2 separate regions of the Mus musculus genome follow, and region 1 is linked to region 2. A link is a loop called in an ENCODE intact Hi-C map of the cell type or tissue named here. Cell type or tissue: left cerebral cortex. All regions are shown on one strand. Each heading gives the region's core, and the rest is flanking DNA. Links, peaks and the distances in the headings are about the cores only.

What was found. A loop is a pair of places that touch in the nucleus more often than their neighbours do. Peaks named below come from ENCODE experiments on the same cell type or tissue, not always from the same donor. Only the 100,000 strongest peaks of a DNase experiment are listed, where the experiment ranks them.
Region 1: it touches region 2 in a loop (10-fold over the local background); 2 of 42 quality-filtered maps call a loop at or near these places.

Annotation. Positions count from the first base shown.
Region 1 is chr12:3,419,735-3,430,169 of GRCm38, reverse strand. Asxl2 (additional sex combs like 2, transcriptional regulator) reads right to left here and starts at 3,313. Exons shown (of 13, transcript NM_001270988.1): 1 at 2,958-3,313. The coding sequence starts at 3,014. 1110002L01Rik (RIKEN cDNA 1110002L01 gene) reads left to right here and starts at 3,423. Exons shown (of 3, transcript NR_030694.1): 1 at 3,423-3,669. In left cerebral cortex, for the core only: CTCF peaks have their summits at 1,719 (motif pointing right), 4,054 (motif pointing left) and 6,506 (motif pointing right); DNase peaks (open chromatin) are centred at 2,524, 3,410, 3,994, 4,371 and 1 more place; H3K4me3 peaks cover 3,069 bases; H3K27ac peaks cover 2,011 bases.
Region 2 is chr12:4,229,097-4,239,511 of GRCm38, reverse strand. Cenpo (centromere protein O) reads left to right here and starts at 5,547. Exons shown (of 7, transcript NM_134046.6): 1 at 5,547-5,760; 2 at 5,855-5,981; 3 at 7,830-7,996. The coding sequence starts at 5,936. It overlaps Ptrhd1 (peptidyl-tRNA hydrolase domain containing 1), which reads right to left and starts at 5,499. Exons shown (of 2, transcript NM_001204912.2): 1 at 5,234-5,499; 2 at 1-3,149. The coding sequence starts at 5,485. The coding sequence ends at 2,979. It also overlaps the pseudogene Gm29696. In left cerebral cortex, for the core only: a CTCF peak has its summit at 5,557; DNase peaks (open chromatin) are centred at 5,225 and 5,461; H3K4me3 peaks cover 1,660 bases; H3K27ac peaks cover 1,232 bases.

The DNA of each region.
Region 1 (10,435 bases), core at 851-8,850, 810 kb after region 2:
ACATTTTAAGTACAGGTGTTCATAGTGGCACCATCTTATAATACCAGTACTTGGAAAGTTGAGATGGGGGCAAGCTGGCCAGCTACTCATGCAAAGCAACTGGCAAGTTTCCATTTTAGTGACAGATCTTGCCTCAGTAAATAAAGAGCAACTGAGAAAAGCACCTAATGTCATCCTCTGACTCCCACACACAGATGTAGACACACATAGACATCCCTACTCACAAAAAGAGGCATAAAAGTAAAACAAATGAGTTTTTATAAATGGGGAAGTGGGGCCCTTGGTGAGATAAAGTATCTTTCTGTACAAGTGCTCTTAACCACTAAGCCAGCTCCCCAGCCTACTTTCTGTCTTTTAAACACTATTTTTCACAAAGGTAGCTGGGGCACAAAATAAGCAAATATTATCATTGTAAGAACTCTAACTGGTGCAAAATTATTCTTCCTATTTGTCACAATTTCCTAACCATTAAACTATTTAATCCAAAAAGAATAATTCACAAGGTACTGTAGAGATTGTAGTACATACTTATAATCCAGTTTAAGGCCAGTCTGGTCTACATAAAGGGTTCTTAACTAGTAAGGGTTACAGAAGGAGTCCATCTTACAAAGACAGAGACTGCTGAGATGCCTGTAATCTTAATACTTTGAATGCTAAGGCCTGCCTAGGCTGCAAAGTGAAACCTGGTCTCAAAAATTAAAGCCTAATAAATAAATAATGACATCATGGACACTTAAAATTAATTCACATAATTAGTTTGGGGTTTTGCATATTTTAACTAAAATCAAATCTCTTTCTTTTATTAACAGTAAGCAATCATGAGATGTCCCTAATGTAGAAAGTAAACTTCTGTAGAAGAGAAACTCCTCACCAGCAAAAAAATTTATAGAGTTGTCCCTTAGAGGAAACTACCAGTACAGTCACAAAGACATATTCTAAGTGGGCTGGGGGTGTAGTTCAAGTGGTAGAGTATTTTGCCTAGAGTGCATAATGCTCTAGGCTCTATCCTCAGAATCCCATAAAACTGGGCATGGTGGTACATGTCTACAATCCCAGCACCCAAGGGGGCAAAGGCAGGAAGATTGCTGCAAACTTTAGGCCATCATTTATTATGTGAGATGCTATCCTCAAACAAACAAACAAATGTATATAGGGAAAACATTCAACAAAAAAAGTACGTGGCTTATAAAAACAAAATACAGGTTGAATAAACAATATAATTCAAATTTGGGGAAACAAGACTAGGCGATAAAAGAATGAACGGACTGAGTTATTTTCTTCATACTTTTCTAAATTTCTCCATGATGAACATTACTTTTGAATTCTGTAAGTCTCATTTAAAAAATAAACAAGGAGTCAGTCAGTGGTGGTTCATACTTTTAATCCCAGGACTTGGGAGGCAGAGGCAGGGGGATCTCTGAGGTCAAGCCCAGCCTGGTCTATAGCGTTTCAAGGCAGAGAAACCCTTTTTCAAAAAATAAATTAATAAACAAACAATCCAGGATTTTCGAGATTACTCAGTGGGTAACTGCGCTGGCCAGCAAGCCTGATAACCTGAGTTCGATCCTAAGAACCTACATCAACTCCTACAAGTTGTCCTATCACCTCTACATGCGTGCTCCATAGCCACGTACACACTCCATACATACATACACATACACATACACACCTTTTTAAAATTAATTAATTTAATGTATGCAAATACACTGTTGCTATCTTCAGACACACCAGAAGAGGGCATCCGATCCCATTACAGATGGTTGTGAGCCACCATGTGGTTGCTGGGAATTGAACTCAAGACCTCTGGAAGAGCAGTCAATGCTCTTAACCACTGAGCCATCTCTCCAGCCCCCACACACATCTTTTTAAAGAGAAAATAAAACGTATAATTCATAAAGGTTCAGTTATTAGAACCCACTATGTTGTCCACTATTAAAGAGGTTGAAATGCTACTAATGCTTGATGAAACTTCAATTTCTCCTTAAGGTTTCTTTTCTTCGTAAATACACGTTTTAAATTTTTCAAAACAATGTTTCTCACAAATACTCATTGCTAAATGACTTTTAAATTCCATATAACAAAATTGGAGTGAGGGGCACTAATCACAACTTCATTGGTCCGGTCCACTTTCACTTTAACTTAAAAAAGAAGAAAAGAAATGAAAAGAAAAGAAAAGAAAAGAAAAGAAAAGAAAAGAAAAGAAAAGAAAAGAAAAGAAAAGAAAAGAGGAGGGGAGGGGAGGAGAGAAAAGGAAAGGAAAGGAAAGGAAAGGAAAAAGGAAAGGAGAAAAAGAAAGCCAATAAACTACACGTCCCACCATGCATTGCAGCCTTACTCAGAGTAGGTCTCTACGGAAACAGAAAAAAAAATTCTGAGTCCCACCTGTTACTTCGTTTCTAAACACCTCCTGCACTTTCAGCTCTCACAGCAAACACAAAAGCCTCGTGACCTCACATTGGCTCCCGGAGCAAGATAAGCGGGGGCCCCGGTCTGGCAGCACCTCTGCCTCGACAGGAGAACGCCACCGAGCTCAAGCGCTCCCCTCTCCTTTCCGGGGCTGGAAGCACGCACAAACCGCCTCCTGTCTGCATCCAATCGGGGCTCTCCGAGGCGCACAAGGGAGAAGAACCGGTTACTGGGCAAGCACAACACACAGGGCCGAGACAAGGGGTAACAGTGTAGGGGCGACAGCGACATGACCCCGAAAGGCAACCTCACAACACCGAGGAGGTCCAGTCGTAGCCACCGCGAGAAGTCGCAGTCGCGCGACGGATTCCTCGCGCCGACGCCTCGGTCTCCTCACGGCTCTCCAACGCGCCCGTAACTGCCGCTCTCTGCGCGCGCTTTCCTGATCCTCAACCCGGTCGCGGGGCCAAGTGACCTCCCTTGCCTTGCGACGGGTGGCCGGCGAGAAAACGAACTCCTGCCAGCCTTTCTCTCTGCTCCCTCCTCCTTACCGTCTTGGCGGCCTCCGCCCAGGTCCTGCCCTTCTTCCTACGGCCCTTTTCCCTCATGTCGGTTCTGACTGACTGGGAGGCTTCCGTGCCCCGGCTCCGGCTGCGTTCCCTCGCCTGCTGCGCCCTGCACTGCTTTTCCCGCGGTGCCAGGAAAGGTGGGAGAAAGGGGAAGTCGGACCCGAGAAGCAACTCAGCGAGCAAGCGGCCGCGGAGGCGCGCAGTGGCGGGGGTAGGGGGCTCTACGGGGTGGCCGGTCCTGCTGCCGCTGCCACTGCTACCGCCGCTGCCATATTGGGTTCTTACTGTACAAGCAGCTTCTGTGGTCACGTGACCCCTGCCGCGCGGCCGTCACTACTGTACGCTGCAGGCCGCGCGAACGAGCGCGCACTTGCGCGCGCCCCCAGCCTCGGCGTCGGACCGGCAGGCTGCAGCAGTTAGCCACGCCCCTGCACTTCCGGTGTCTCCGCATCGAGCCCTTGCGCACGACGGAGGGCGGCCCATGGTCTGTGGGTCGGATGTCTGGCGGTCACACCCGCCGGGAAGATCTTCTGGCGGAAACAGAATCTGCTCCTTTCGGGAAAGGCTGATTGCGCGGTTACGTGCAGCGTGTGTTGAGGAGTGGCTCTGGAAACTTAAAGAGCCCGACGATCAAGTGATCTTGCCAACTACCGTTTTAATCAGCATGTTTTATTTTGTTGTGGTACAGGCTCAGGTAAGGCGGACCTTAAACTCCGAACTTCTGTCTCCCATTACTGGTAATTACAGGCATGCATCGTCTTGTCCTCAAGTTCATTTTTTACAAAGCTTATCTTTTTGAAGACGTACCGCGTGCAGTTCTTGTCTATTATTAATCTGATTAATAGATGAGACAGGTTAGATTGATTTACCAACTCTCTAGTATAGGATGTGAATATACCAAAAACTAAGTTGTTAGCTACCAAGCCTTGTCTCGCAAAGTAAATAGACCTTTTTTAGGCCAACAGAAACCACGTTTATGGCTCAGAGGATAAGTGCACTGACTATTCCGGAGGTTCTGAGTTTAATTCTCAGCAACCACATGGTGGCTCACAACCATGGGATCCGATGCCCTCTTCCGGTGTGTCAGCTACAGTGAAGACAGCTACAGTGTACTCATACATAAAATAAATATTTTTTAAAAAGGAGTTTAGAAATCGCATTGTGTTTTTACATGTGATTGGTATCATCAAAGAAGTATGTTTTATCTCCCTTGGCACAGAGCCTATATGTATCAGGAATCCGTTAAATATTTGTTGAATGGTTCAGCTATGTCTAGTCAAGAAACTATTCACTCTTCATAATGTCAGTAACACCCTCCTGAATATCCAGAACATTTTATCTCTGATTATCTGTTCTTGTAAACAACATAGAGGAGAATGCACAGCGGCTAGGGATGTGGCTCAATGCAAGCTCTCCGCCTCCCATGGGTACTGGGGATTGAGCCTGCAGGCTAGCATAAGCCTTCTACCACTCAGCTGTACTCCAGCCATTCTGTTGTTTTTACATAGGCAGCGTCCCCCTAAATTATCCAGACTGTTCTTGAATTCGTTCTGTAGCTTAGGCAAGTGTACACGGATTTCTATCTTCATGCACACCAGAAGAGGGCATCAGATCTCATTACAGATGGTTGTGAGTCACCATGTGGTTGCTGGGAATTGAACTCAGGACCTCTGGAAGAGCAGTCTGTGCTTTTAACCGCTGAGCCATCTTTCCAGCCCCCAGCTTCGGCAAGTTTTGACCTTGCAATCCAAATTATTCAGCCTCCATAGTACCGGGGATTGCAGGCCTTCACCATGAAGGCACATCTCTAGTGATAACCTGTTGTCTAGAATGTAGGCGCTCCCTAGATGGGTTTCAGCAGTTCATAGAACTCCTTACTATTGGCAATATTTTCTCTGTCAAAATATTTTCTGTGTCATGGTGCATCCTTGTCATCTAAGCACTAAGAAGATTAGAAGCTTGGGTTATCCATAAGGTCTGCTACAGAGCAAGTTCCAGGCTGTCCTTCAGACACTGTCTCAAAAAAGAACCATCAACAGTGTGTGTGTGTGTGTCTGTGTGATAAATGTGGATTCCTTTTTTTGCTTTTTAAAAGGCCTCTCACCGGGCAGTGGTGGCTCACGCCTTTTAATTCCAGCACTTGGGAGGCAGAGGCAGATGGATTTCTGAGTCCGAGGCCAGCCTGGTCTACAGAGTGAGTTCCAGGGCTGCCAGGGCTAAACAGAGAAACCCTATCTCTAAAAAACAAACAGAAACAAAAACAAAACAAAACAGAGTCTCTCTTTATAGCCCCAGCTTTTCTGGAACTTTGTATGAAGACTAGGCTAGACTCAGACTCACAGAGATCACATGCCTCTGCCTCCTGAGTGTTGGAGCATCACACCCAGCCTACAATTAGATTTTTTTGAAAAAAAAAATTGATAACCTTTCCTCAATGTTTGGATTGTTGGTGTTCTCTGGGCATGGGGTTTTGTTTACCACCTGGGCTCCTAAGCTTCTTGCTCCCTCCTGGAGCAAATGTTGCAATTTGGAGGAAATATTGCAATTGGAAGGGATATGCTCTAGAGCAAGTGGCTGTATAGAACAAAACTAGACAGATTGGCCTTGGCCAGAATTCCCATATTCCCATCTGACTATTACACATGTGGGAACCTGGACATACCACTTCACCTTTCAGTTTTCTTTGCTAGGGTGTGTCTCTGTCTCTCTGTTTGCTAAGGTGTCTGTGTGATGAGAAACTAGAGCAGTGACTTTAAGCAGACTGGACTGGTGGCGGCTAAATGCTGCAGACCTGGAGGAAACAGGAAGGATGGTGGAGGAACTGGAGGTCAGCCAGAAGGATCTGGGGACAGCCTGTCTGTGTGACTCCTTAGTTAGCATGGGTTTGTCCATCCAGAAGTCCTCAGCCTCTCCTACCCCACCCCCCTGAGGAACTTCACCATTCATTCTGAAGTTGTCTGAAATGTTGTTCATAGTCCGAATGCTCCTCAGATCCCAGCAATATTTTTAAAGTTGTTTTTGTTGTATTAGAGATTGAATGGAGGGCCTTGCTCATACTAGGTAAATGCTCTGAACTATATCTCTACCAATAATAATAATAAATAGTTCTTCTATACTCACTATAGATTTGTTTATTTTAGTATAGAATAGAGTATTCAGGGCATGGGGAGGGGAGCTAAGAGGGTAGTAGAGGCAGAGAGGGGGGGAGAGGAGGAGGGAGGAGAAGAAGAAGAGGAAGAAGAAAAGAAATAGAGGCTGGCCAAGAACATGTGGAGAGAGGGGGAAGGGAATACGGAAGGGGGGGGGGAGAGGAAAAGCCCAAGAGGGCAAGAGGGAAGCAAGAGAACAAGAGAGTTCATTATAGATTTTTACATGGAGGGAGACACAGCCTAGACCTAAATAGGTTTAGATTCATCCTGATGTTATTATTCACTGATAGAACTTAAACAATTTTTTTTAAAGATTTATTTATTGCATGAGTACTCTGTTGCTGTCTTTAGACATACCAGAAGAGGGCATCAGATCTCATTACAGATGGTGTGAGCCACCATGTGGTTGCTGGGAATTGAACTCAGGACCTCTGGAAGAGCAAGCAGTCAGTGCTCTTAACCGCTGAGCCATCTCTCCAGCCCAGAACTTAAACAATTTTTAGAATATTTTTATTCTTTGAAATTTTCATTTAGCATATTTGGTCATATTCATCTCAACTTCTCCCCATAATTCCTCCCAGATCCACCACCACCTGCCTAAACTCCTCTAACTTCATATCTTTAATTTAAATCCATTGCCTCCAACATACACTGTCCATATAATTTTGGATGTGGGCCATCCATGAATTGTGGTGACACAGAAGCCACACCAAACAGAAAACTGATTCTTCCTCAGAGGCCACTAACTAACCATAGTTCTTCAGTTGGGATTAGAGGGTAATTTATTTAGATTTTTAAAGTCCTCGGTGATCTCTCTAAAGATGGACTGATTGATTCAATGAATATTCATTTTTATGTCAGGCATGCTATTTCAAGCTTGTCATCATATTCATGGAGGCAGAGACAGGAGAATTGCTATTAGGTCCATGCCAGCCTGGCCTACACAGTAAGTTTCTAAACAGTTTGGACTATATAACTAGACCTGTCTGCAAACAAACAAAACCACAAGGTTTATTTTTAGCAAGGTATGGTGATGAAGTTCTTGTGACTCAGGATGGCTTGGGCCCAGCATTTCAACGCCCTGTCCCAAGAAATACAACAAAACCAAACACAGAGGCACATGATTGTCATGTCAACACTAGGAAGGTTTCTGCTAGAAAAACAGAAAGGAATGGGCTAGAGAGATAGCTAGACTTAAAAGGACTTGTTGTTCTTCCAAAGGACTTGGGTTCCTAGTACTCTGTGATGGTTTGTATATGCTTGGGCCAGGAAGTGACACTATTAGGATGTGTGGCATATTTGGAGTAGGTGTGTCACTGTGGATGTGGACTTTAATACTCTAGTCCTAGGTCCCTAGAAGTCAGTCTTCTCACAGCAGCCTTCAGATAAAGATGTAGAACTCTCAACTGCACCATGCCTGTCTAAATGCTGTCATACTCTGCTTTGATGATAATGGACGGAACCTGTAAGCCAACCCCAATTAAATGTTGTCCTTATAAGAGTTGCCTTGGTCATGGTGTCTGTTCACAGCAGTAAAACCCTAAGATATATCCAGATCAGGTGGTTCTCAATTGCACAATTTCAATTCCAGCTCTAGAGCATCTGATGTTCTCTTCTGAACTCCAGAGGAAACTGTTTGTGTGTGTATAACCACACCAGGACATGTAGGTTGCTTTTGTTTTTTTTTGTTTTGTTTTGTTTTAAGATTTATTTATTTATTTATTTTCATGTATATGAGTACACACTGTAGCTGTACATATGGTTGTGAGCCTTCATATAGTTGTTGGGAATTGAATTTAGGACCTCTGCTCTCTCTAGGCAACCCTGCTCGCTCAGTCCCTGCTCGCTCGACCCAAAGATTTATTTATTATAGATAAGTACACTGTAGATGCACCAGAATAGGGCATCAGATCACATTATGGGTGGTTGTGAGCCACCCTGTGGTTGCTGGAATTTGAACTCAGGATCTTCGGAAGAGCAGTCAAGTGCTCTTACCAGCTGAGCTATCTTACCATCCCCCAACATGTGGATTTTTTATTTGTTTGACAGGGTCTCTGTATATAGCTCTGACTGGCCTGCAACTTACTATGTCTGGTCTCAAACTCACAAATAATCCACCTGCTTCTGCCTCTTGGGTTTAGAGGTATGTACCATCATCATACCAGGTTGAAATAATTTTTAAAAAAGAGTGCTTACTGGTTATTTGTGAAAGACTATGATTTAAATGTTAAGAATGGGGCTGGAGAGAAGGCTTAGTGGTTAAGAGCTCTGGCTGCTCTTCTAGAGGTCCTGAGTTCAATTCCCAGCAACCACATGGTGGCTCACAACCATCTGATGCCCCCTTCTGGTGTGTCTGAGCTACAGTGTACTCATAATAAATAAATAAATCTTTAAAAAAATGTTAAGAATGCAGAAATAGAGCAGATGCACAAGGCTCTGTAGTCATGAAACTTTATTTGAATGAGCATAGTGGAGGAGTTAAGGCAACATCAAAACTGATGTTGAAGAACCAGACTTGATGCTGTGTGCGGTAGGGTTGGGAGTTAAAAACCAGCTTCGGCCACATACCAAGTATGCATGAGACCACACTGAGCCACATAAGCCTCCCCCCCCCCCACCTCCTTAAAAATAAGGGCCGGAGAGATGGGTGGCCATTAAGAGCACTGACTGCACTTGCAAAGGATCCAAATTCAGTTCCCAGCACACCCACATGAAACCAACAGCTATCTGCAATTCCACTTGTAGGGGTTCTGATTTCCTCTACAAGCCTCTCTGGCTATCCACATACACGTGGAACACACATAGCATGTGTATTTCTTAGAGATTCTTAAAACCTCAGGTGGTGGTAGCACATACCTTTAATCTTATAACTCAGAGGCAGAGACAGGTCCGGGCCAGCCTGGTCTACAGATAGAGTTCCAGAACTGCCAGGACTATACAAGAGAAACCTTGCCTGGAAAAAAGACAAAACAAAAAGCCTACTAGTTAATATGCTAGTGTGTGACTGGGTGTGAGCACCCATAAGTCACAAAGAAAGCCACTGGAAATTTGACATTAAGTTGAAGCAGAAGACAGAGAAGACAAGGTACTAACCTTGTCAAGAGCAATACATGGGACATTCCAGCAGTTTTCAACCTATGGGTCACACCCCCTTTGGCAAACCTCTACTTCCAAATATACTTACATTACAATTCATAACACTAGCAAAAGGACAGCTATGAAGTAGCAACGAAAGTAATTTTATGGTTGGAGGCTACCACAGCATGAGGAACTGCATTAAGATGTTGAGAACTAACTGAGCTAAAGGGAAGGGGACATGTGAAGACACTGCCACAGCAGAAGTCCCTATGACCATGAAACAGGAAGGCATTTTTAAAAAAGAGTCGAGTGGAAAAGGATGTGGGAAGAGTGGAGAAGAAGTGCAGGCTTGGGGAACTTGACAAGATGGAGCTTGCAGAGAAAAGGGACTGTATGATGTAGTTGTCTTAGAGAACAGGAGAAAGCATACTGGGAGAAGTGTAGTAAGGTTGGTTGGCAGCCTAGAGAGCCATCCTAAGATGTGTGGTCTTGAATTTAAACTAGAATGTGCCCACATTACTTGAAGGGTAAATAAAATGAATGGAGGTTTCTGATTTAGATACTAAAAAGTTAACTAGCTATCATTAGAGGCAGAATATATTGGAATAAGGAAAATTAAGCCAATCTAGTCCCCTTTGATACTGTTGGCAACCTAGAGGAGAGATAAGTAATATACCATGTGGGGCTGGCAGGGTGGCTCAACAAGTACTGGTGCTGACCACCAAGTCTGTTAGCTTGTGTTGGATCCTAGAACCCATACAATTGGAGGAAAGAACTGATTCCTGTAAGTTGCCCTCTGATCATTTGCATACCATGGCATATGTGCATGCACACACACACACATACACACTTAATAAAATGTTACAATTAAAAATCTTTTAGTAATATACAGTATCTTCTAATTGTTGATTAAAGATTAAAAGTTTTTTGGTTTGGGGAGTTTTTTGTTCATTGTGTACTGGCTAGTTTTGTGTCAACTTGACACAGGCTGGAGTTATCACAGAGAAAGGAGCTTCAGTTGGGGAAGTGCCTCCATGAGATCTGGGAGAACTCACTCTGTAGACCAGGCTAACTTAGAAATCCGCCTGCCTCTGCCTCCCAAGTGCTGAGATTAAAGGCATGCACCACCATGGCCTGGCTAAGCCATTTTTTCAATTGGTGATCAAAATGGGGGTTGGGGGGTGGCTCATTGTGGGTGTTGCCATCCCTGGGTTGGTAGTCTTGGGTTCTATT
Region 2 (10,415 bases), core at 2,416-10,415:
TGGGCATCTACTGATTGAGTTTCAGGCTAGCCACAGCTACAGAGTGAGACGCTGTCTCAAAACAAAACACACAACTAAAAAAGCCTACTATCCAGGAAGTAGGGGTGACTCGGCTCCGTGGTAGAGCACTTGCCTTGAATGAGCAAGTCCCTGCCTGGGCTTAATCTTCAGTAATGGAATTAGAGTGGGGAAACCAGCATCATACTGAATTAGAAGTTAAATTAATTTCATGTTAAAATGCGGGGGAAAAAGGGGCCGTATAAGACCTAGTGTTTGTCCTGTGACACAGCAGATACGGCCCAAGAGAACAAAGTGGTGTGCTGGATCAACCAAGAGAAAGAACTGTGGTGGTGACCCCCTTTAACCCCAGCACTCGGGAGGCAGGCAGGTGCATCTCTGTAAGTTCAAGGCCAGCCTGGTCTTCAGAGCTAATTCTAGGACAGCCAAGGCTACACGTAGAATCCCTGTCTTGAAAGAAAGAAAAAGAAAAAGAGGGGGTGGGGGGGGGGACAATCTGTGGTTCCACTTAGAAAGCCAGGGTCCTGCAAGCCATGCCCAGCACTCAGAGAAGTCCAGACTAATGAGTGTCAGGAGGCCTCCGCTGTGTAAACTGGTTGGTGGGCACCTCTACCATGATTTGTCAGTGCTCATAGTGATCAAGGGAAAAGAATCAAGAGGCCTTAGTATTGGAAGCACTCCAGCATAATTTACCTAGGAAAGCAAGGATCAGAGTCCTTTTCTAGGATAAATGATTTTAAAAAAAGATAGTGAGGTCCTCAACGCTACACCACTGACATTTTCCACCAACCTGAAAGCAGTGTTTTTTCTCACTCACCCAAGGACAATCTGCACACTCGCTCAGGCCTCAGTTAGCCACATCACTCCTATGTCAGAGCCCAGGGAAGTTGCAGACCCTGGACAGAGCATTCTAGAAGCCAGTGCGTGTGAGCACATTCAGGTCACGGGGTTTGAGATTATGGGTTCGAAGTGGTTGCTTCTTTCCTTCTACCAATGGGACATCCATCTTTGGTGGCTTGAAGGTTGCTGGATCTTCACCTACTTGTGTGGCCTGGGCATGCATCACCTCCACAGGAGAGGGTCTTGGGGCACCTTTGTAAACCTGAATAGCAAAACCAGAATCAGATTTCTGCAGGGGTCGTGGTCCAAAGAGGCTCCATTTGTCTGCCGAGTTCCTATCATTTCCACTCCCAGGATCCATGGTATTCAGATCAAGTAAGGCTGTGGAGGAGCCAGATGGGAACCAGCCTCTGGACTTTTGCTTAGGGGACGTGTGAGGGGTGCTGCTCAGGGTGGACTGGGCTGATGCAGGGTGCTTCTCTTCTTTTGCTGTCTCTCCACTCTGCAGCTTTAGTTTACGGAGTGCTTCTGCCACTCGAAGGTACTTGGTCTCCTCCGTGGTAAGGCCCTTATGGGGTGTGTAGCCAGCATCTCTCAGTCCTGCCTGTTGTTCAAAATGCTGGATGCTCTCCTGGGTCTGCTCTGTGATCAGGGAACTCATGATGACATGGGTAGCTTTAGCCTTCACCACAGGGGCCTTGTCTGAACTGTCAGTGGCTGGTGATGGAGTCACAGCAAGGGAAGAGACACTGGCCGCACCCTCCTCTATCTTGTCAAGATGCTGATACTTGCGCTCTGGAATCACTGGCTTCCAGGGGATGCTGCCAATTCCGATGGAGGAGGAGTCATGGGCGCAGGGTCCTCTAGGGCATCATCATAGCTGAATGCCCAACGGCACATCCCAATGGGCAGGGACATCTTGCCTAGAGGCCTGCTGGGAGCAAGAGCACAGTGAAATGAATCCGGACTATGCGGACAGACAGATGTTAATGAGGAGCATGGCCCAGCTTCTGCAAATTATCGAAGCTTCTGAGGAAGGATCCATCCAGAGGCTCTGCTTGCCCGCCGCCTGCGGCCCGACTTCCCGCACTAAAGAGGCTCCGAGGCTCCAGATGGCCCAAGAGGCTGCTGGGCTGGACAGAGGTGAGCCATCATGAGAGCGTGACAAACGCTCCCTGACCGGTAATGAACTGAGAGATGGGTTAACAGGTAAAAAAAAAAATTGTCACACTAACCTGATAACCTGAGTTTAATCCCCAAAACCTGTGTCAAAGTATGTAAAATGAATTATTTATCCTAGCTAGTCCCCAATAATGACACAGAGAAACCAAGATTTGTTTCCAAACTTCACCTGGGGCAGTCAAATGATCTGTCTGAACCCCCTAAGCTAATCTGGCTACCTCACAGCCAACATAGCAATAATACTTCTGGTTTTTGCTGAACTCTCAAGAACTCACTTCTCTTTCCCCGTGTCAGATCTACAACTCGCTTCCTCTCTCCCAGTCCCTTGGATGGTAGAAGTCCCACCCTTATTCTCTCTTCTGCCCAGCCACTGGATGGTCAGCATTCATTGAGAGAGAATAAATGGTAAGAATTATTGTACAAACTTGTCATGTACAGATGTTTAGGGAGGGGAGTAATTCTTGGCTGGAAGACTTTGTGAAGGTGATGTGTTAGGTGTCAGGAAAGAGGAAGAAAAGAAGCATTCTATTATGGCACCAGAGACTGGAGGCCAGTCATGGGACATCAAGGAAAGAAGAGGGAAATGGGGAGCAGAGAGAGGGAGGGGAGGTAAGGAACTCAAAGGCAACATTTTAAACCTGAGTGACCTGAAGTCCATTATTCCCAACAGAAAACATATTGTGTGTCAGCGATGACCCACAGATAATAGTGATGCTTATCCACTCTCCTCACTTGAACTTAGTGGCAATGATGATAATGATGATAGTAGTAGGTGCTTATTAATGAGAGCTTTAATTTGAATTTGTGCTGGTTCTTAAGAAACCACCATAACTAGAGGGGAAGAGTATAACAACATTGAAAGGAACCCACAATGCTTCAGGATGGTGGCCATTTGGCTCCCCAGACCCAGCTGACTTTCAGTTCTCCCAGAACTACAGTCACTTGAACAATCGGAACTTCTTCAAATACTGGCTCACTTCTTCCTTGGGGTATGGCCTCAGGGCTATGCATGTGGCAATGTTCTCCGGCTGCTCCAGCCACAGCGTGTGGTCAATGTTCTTCTGCTGCAGGGTCTCAGCCAGCTCCTTCAAGGTGGTCTCATCAGCAGCCTACAAGTTGCAGAACACACAACACAGACTGAATGACCCATTTAGGAAGTGTCAGAAGGTCACAAGAGTGGGGACGGGCTCTGTAACTGGAGCTGTGGCTCCACCAAAGAACTGTAGAGCAACAGTTGTGCCCATTGGTTTGCTATTTCCTTTTTTTAGGATCTTACAGAAGTGGCTAGGAAGGGGCTGAGAAGGAGGCTCGATACCCTGTTAATAAAATGCAATTCTCTTTTTTGTATTGAATTCTGCTATATAGTTTCTAGTTCCCTATGGCTGGCGCCTACTGCAGCTCACCTTCACCCTTAAGCTATCTGTGACTCAGCTGACCACTGGGAAGACTTCTAAAATTACATATACTTTCCTTCTCCCTCTCTCATCCCCTCAGGCCCAAGCCTAAGTTGATGCAGGACACATCTCTCAACTATTTGATATAAGAGGGCTCAGTCCACTGTGGGCAGTACCATCCCTAGGCAAATTGGCCTTAAGTGTATAAGTAAAATAGTTGAAGGTCAGGAGAGCCAGTAAACAGTGTTCCTCTGTGGTTTCTGCTTCAAGATTTCTGCCTTAAGTTCCTGCTTTGGCTTCTCTAGATGATTGATGTAACCTGTAAGGTGTAATAAATCCTTTCCTTCCCAAGTTGATTTTTTTTTGGCCATGGTATTTTTCTCAGCAACAAAAAGCAAACTAGAATATTATATTATGCATGCACACTGAGAATAACTTGTAAGATTTGTTTTTGTTTTTTTTTTCTTCCCATCAAGTGAGTCCAGGGATAGAACTAGGGTTGTCAGACTTGGTGGCATATGCCTTTACCCAATGAGCCATCTCACCAACCCTTTTCATCTACCCTATTATATGCTTTTTGGTCAGCAGAATAGGATCTAAGGCCAACAGGATCTTGACCTGGATACAAATACAACTTTTTTAAATTCCAGGAGATCTAGGAGAAGGCTTTCTGGTAAAGAATATCATATGGTCCTAACCCTTAAGAGTTAGTCCAGGAGCTGAGGAGATGCTCCGTGTCCAGAGGACCAGAGTTCAGTTCCTAGAACCCACAGTGGGATGTTCTCACTGCCTATAACTGCAGAAGAGCCTACATCCTACTCTGTCCTCCCATGTGCATACGTCCCACAGACACACACACCTACACGTCTGCACCCATGTGCATACGTCCCACAGACACACACACCTACACGTCTGCACCCATGTGCATATGTCCCACAGACACACACACCTACACAGAATTTAAGTAGATCTTTAAAAAAGGGTTAATCAAATGCGTATGTAAATCACCAAGATGGGAAAGGACCCCTCAGAAAGTTGAACACAGATGTAGGTTGGCACGTTGGTCCCTTTGGCCATTGTTCCTCCACTCTCACCCCTTTGCCAGTGTTTTCCTGGATAAAGATTTCTCTAGAGAAGCAGGTGCTATGTAAATGTCAGTTAGGAGACTTGAGACTCAGAGCTTCTGAAAAACATACTCCTTTTCCCCACTCACTGAGCATTTCTCCTTTTAAATAAACAGCCTCTATTTCTTACTAACAATATTAAGGCAGTGCTAATTTTAGGCCCAGCTTTTTTCTTTTTCTTTCTTTTTTTTTTTTTTTTTTTTTTTTTTTTTGAGACAGGGTTTCTCTGTATAGCCCTGGCTGTTCTGGAACTCACTTTGTAGCCCAGGCTGGCCTCGAACTCAGAAATCTGCCTGCCTCTGCCTCCCAAGTGCTGGGATTAAAGGCGTGCGCCACCTCGCCCGGCTAGGCCCAGTTTTAAAAGGCAGATTGGTGCACAGGCATAAGCGCCACGCTTTCCCCAGCTTCGTTCCCAGGGATCTAAGGGACACTGGAACAACCAATTTCTGGTGAACGCTGTGATAGCAGGGTCTGCGTCGGTTCTTCACAGTCATGCTCTGCCAAAGGGAAGGTTCACTGCGTAGCGCAGACCATTCCCAAACTCTTAGTGATCCCTCCTACAATCATGCCACACGTACTTCCGGAAGCTAAGGGTTGGGCCCAAGAGCAGATCTACTTCCGGCCTCGGCACCCCACCCCCGTTTAGGGTCCCTCCGGATACTCCCCACGCCTCACCTCGAGAACCACCTTGCGCATGCGCCCCAGCTCCCGGAGATAAGCTGCCGTGTGCGGATGGTCTCGATGAAGGTGCAAGGCTGCTGTGGCGGCGTGACAAGCCTGCGCTACCAGTGCGCCGGTGGGCCAGGAAAAGGGAGCCTGAGATAGATCCTTTCGTAATACTAAGTACTGTACAAGGATCTGTGGCTCCACCCCAGAGCATGCCATCTTCCTGATCATCAGACTGGCCGGACGTACCTTGCGGTGCATGCTGGGATTAGTGTGGAGCTGCTGGGCGCCACCATGTTCGTGTACGGCGGAAGCACAAAGCACTCTGGGATCAGTGGGTTACGTTGTTACTTCAGTTGCTCTCGGCGGGAATTCTTAAACTGCATCCTGAGTGAGGGAGCTTTGGCGAGAAAGCAAGACCCAGTGGTAGACAGATTAGCATTACTGTACAGCTTCTTTGGGTGTTCGAGGAAGCCCGGCTGGACCATAGTGGCCACGGCGGTGAGGTAGGCGTGGACAGGGCTGACCAGTCCAAGGTAAGGGACGCCAGCGGGGACACTTTGCTTATCCCGGGACTGTCAGGCAATAGTGGCAATAGATTGGTGATTGCGTGTCTTTTACTATTTACAGTTAAGGACGTTCGGGTCCATGTTAACCCTGCCTTGTACGTCCAGCATCGTAAGAAAAAACACTTGAGAACCCGAAGAGGAGATGGAGTCTGCAAATACTTTGTGTCCAGGCAGGAAGTGCAAAGGAGGTATTCAAAGGGGTTTGGCTTTCTCTGTACCACAGTGTTTCCAGACTTTATTGCAAAGGAAGGGACACTGTAAGGCAGTAACTTTGGCGATTAGATATGGATTTGATTCAGGGCTCTATCTTAGGAAATTTTGTGGCTTGGACACATTATAGTTCTGCCTCATTTTCTTTCTCCTTTAAACAAAACTTAATGTGAAAGCATCATGTGGGTTGAAATTGTTACTAAAAACTAAAAGTTTGATGACTTAATTGTTAAAAATATGTTGCAATCAAGTATAATCCATACCCTAGAACTAAATTACTATGTAATCCCAAATTTGCCAGTAACTTGCCCTTCTGTGTGTCAGCACACCTGGCTAAACAAGTGACGAGTGAAAGTTTGTGAATAATCATCAAACTTCGACAGGTCAATTATTCTCCAGTTCCCTTGTCATCTCCAATCCAAAAGATTGAAACATTTAGTTATGATTATGTTGGTTTTCTCTCTCTGCTTGGCAATTACCACTGCTTATCGTGTGAACTTGGAGAGGAACTAAATACAGCAGAGAGAAGGAACTGCTGTGCTCAGGCTCCAGAGGAAATAAAAGAAGTCAGGAGTCAGTAACGGGAAGAAAAGCAAGTGAAGGGCCAACATGCTGCCTACTGTGGCTCTCTCTTGATCTTATGCAAGTTGGTTTGTTTGTTTTTTAAAGGAGCTATACACTAGTAATTTGATGTCTAGCCTTGGCTGGATAGATGAATGAGCCAGGTCTGGGCTGTCCCAAGACAAATGAAGAAAGGATTTTTGTGAATGTATATTCTTGTGAACCCTGCAAAGTAAATATTGGATCTGCTTAAGGAAACTAGTTACATGAGGTGAAGCATTGGACTTCTCTAGGGAGGTTTCATCTGGGTTGTGGGAAAGCATGGAGAATCGGCCTTTCCCACCATAGATTTGTGCTTCTGTGATAAGCAGGCTTAGATGAAATGCTGCTGCCCACAAAGCAAGCAGTAGACAAATCAGGAGTCTCTTGTTCTTTTCAAGTGAGCGTACTAATTAGTGGGTGTTTTTACACCAGTGGCCAGCAGAGAGGTTAATGGTCTCTGGTTTGGTTATTTGGGCCTATGGCTTTATAAATTTATGGCAGACCAGTTGTGATGGTACATGTCTTTGATCCCAGCACTCTGGGTGGAAGCAGGTGGATCTCTGTGAGTTCAAGGACAGCCTGATCTACATAGTGAATTCTGGGCCAGTCGTGTAGGAAAGACCCTGTCTCAATAAACAGATAAATAAATAAATATGCCCTAGATATATGAGTTATCTATTGTGACGACTGTTTTTGGTTGTCAACTTGATGCAACCTGTGAAGAGGGAACCTCAATTGTTAAGGAATTAACTCATCAGATTGGTCTATGGGCAGTTTCTTTAGGGCGTTTTTTTTTTTTTTTTTATTGCTTCTTAATTGGAAGAGCACCTAACCCATTGCGGCAGGTGGTCCTCGGTGGTATATGAAAGCTAACTGAGCAGTAGCAGGAAGCTAATAAGCTTGTTGCTCTATGGTCTCTGCTTCAGTTCCTGCCCTGAGTTCTTGCCACCCCTGGGCAGGTAGGTGGTCCTGGGATGTATAAAAAACAAACTGAGCAAGCCAGCAAGCATCGTTCCTCCATCTGCTTTAGTTCCGGCTTCACACTTCTGCCCTGACTCCTCTCATGGCAGACTGTAACCTGTAAGATGAAATGGGCCCTTCCTCCCTGAGTTGCTGCTTTGGTCAGCGTTTAGCACAGCAAACTGTTCCTTCGTGGAGTATGCTTTGCCAAAGTTTGTCAGATTGTGAAGGGTGTTTTGTTTGTCTGTTTTCACTTTCTTTAGGTGTTTTAGCTCACCTGGAAAGACTAGAGGCTCAAACGAACATATCGAATAGAAAGTCTGAAGAACCAGCAGTTCGTAAAAAGGAAAGTTCTCTTAGAACCAAGATTCGAGAACTGCGGCAACAACGAGATAAGCTGAGGGCAGAAGTGAAGCAGTGGGGAGCCAGAGTGAGTAGAGAGGCGGTGTTGGCTCTTCAGGGGTGAGAAGAGCAGCTGCGAGCGGGGAGCCTTAGGCTCGGTAAGCCTGCATCACCTGCATCCATGCTTACCTTGAGATCATGCTGAATTGATTTCAAGTCTTTGAGTCATCAAATAATCAGACGTGCAAAGATGTAGCTAAGAGTATCAACTACTAGACAGGCAGTGGTGGCGCACGCCTTTGATCCCAGCACTGGAGAGACAGGCAGGTGGATCTCTGTGGGTTTGAGGCCAGCCTCATCTACAAAGTGAGTCCAGGAGAGCCAGGGCTATACAGTGAAACTCTGTCTCAAACAAAACAAAACAAAACCAAAAAAACCTATCAACTACTAATTGTCAGGTGGTGATGAGGAGGCAGGCAAGTTCTTGGTGTTCTTTGTAACAGACTCCTCGGCCTTCTCTCATAAACTCCTGAGCCTGGTACCTCAACCTCATCAGATCTGAGCCTTTTGTAATTTTACCATTGGTGCCAATGTTCTGTTACCCAGTCTCAGAATTTCATGGCACACATTGGCCAGTCCTTTGTTCTGGTTTCCTTCACAGTTACTGAGGCTCAGTTAGCAGATCTCTCAGGTGTTCCTTCCTGTTGTCTTTGGACCTAGTGTCTCTTTGCTGTGTACTAAGCGTTCCCAACAGCGGTGGGAAGTACTTACTGGCTGCTTTGGATATGAGGATAATTACAGTAATTTAATATTTCCATTTTTCCACAAACCCTTCAGGGCCGATTACATGTTACAAAATGTACCGTTCTTTCCCTGACCAAAGGCAGTCAGTAATCACTCACGTGATGCCATCATTTACCCATAGAGCCAGCCTTCCTGCCTTCTCCTTCCCTTCCCTCACACTCTTCCTCTTTTCTTTAATTTGTTTTTTTATTGAAGTCAAATATGTAATGTGAAAAAGCTAGTGAATGTCTTAAGGGAATACAACCAAATGAAAACCACAGGCTATTACCCGAACCCAGGGTTGTCGGTTTGCCTCCTGGAAATCATGCCCTTCAGTGTAGCCACTGACCCAGTTTCTGTTATCAAGAATGGTTTTTATCTGTTTTTTGAGCATTGTTTTAAATCTTGTTACTTAGCCAGGCTTGAGGTCACTCTAACCCAAGCTGGCACAGACCTTGCAGTCAGTCTTCCTGCTGTTTTGGCCTCAGAGTGAGTGTCCTCACACCCTGAACTTCGTGCAGCTGTAGAGTGTCAGCCCTTCTGTCCGACTTGTTGTGCTGAGAGCTACAGTCTGTACACACACATCCCCACCACCATCGATGCTCAGCAGTTGTGGTTTATGACCTGTCGTTGACAATGCCACGTGGGATATTTGGGTTATTTTACTTTGGAACCATTATAAGGATTCTGCTGTGATACTCTTCTTGCTATCATTATGTGTGAAAACTCAACACTTTTCTATTAGGTACAAGCCTTCATTAAAGTTCTAGGACATGGAGCCTGCATGTTAACATTACTAAAGTGCGTGTGCCCATCTTCTGTTCCCAGCAGTAGCTATTGAACAGTTCCCATTGTTTTTGCGCAGTCCGTTTTAACAGTTTGTCATTATGGTAGTTCTTATTATGGTAGGCTTCATTTGTATTTGACTTTTTTCTTGTCATCTTTTTTTTTTTTTTTCCATTTTTTGAGACAGGGTTTCTCTGTGTATCCCAGGATGTCCTGTAACTCACTCTGTAGACCAGGGTGGCCTTGAACTCAGAAATCCCCCTGTCTCTGCCTCCCAAGTGCTGGGATTAAAGCTGTTTGCCACCACTTTGTCATCCTCTTAAAACAGTGAAGTATAAGCTGTTTTTATAATGTTGCATAGTATTTACACAATTTTATTAAGTGTTGTTCATAATCTAGAGAGAATTTAAAGTGTACAAGAGTGAAGGTTATATGCCAGTCTCTGGCCTTTTAGGCAAGGAACTTGAGCATCCATAGATTTGGGTATCCAGAGTGGATCCTAGAATCAATCTCCCTTCAGATGTGTTAGAATCTTGAGAATTTCAAGTATTTTTTCCAAGACCTTTGAAATAAATGTATGTATGTATGTAAGTATGTGTGTATGTATGTATGTGATCAGTTAGGAATTTTTTCTTTACATATTTAGGGTTTGAATTCTTTCCTTTAGACTATGATTTGTCTTCCATCTCTGCAAATGGAAATCAGTTTTGAAACTTAGCACTGTGTTTCTGTTTCATAAATCTTGACCTGACACCATAATGGCGATATTTGTGTAATTTTACGCTTTGTCTTTCAGAGATAGTCTTTCTAGAATAGATTACTGTGTGTGCTGTCTCATTGTATGGTATTGGTTGTTTCCAGATTGTTTGGTTCCATTGGTCTGTTAAACAGCGCCCTTATTTTTTGAGGGCAAGAATTTCAGGCTGTGATGTGTGTGG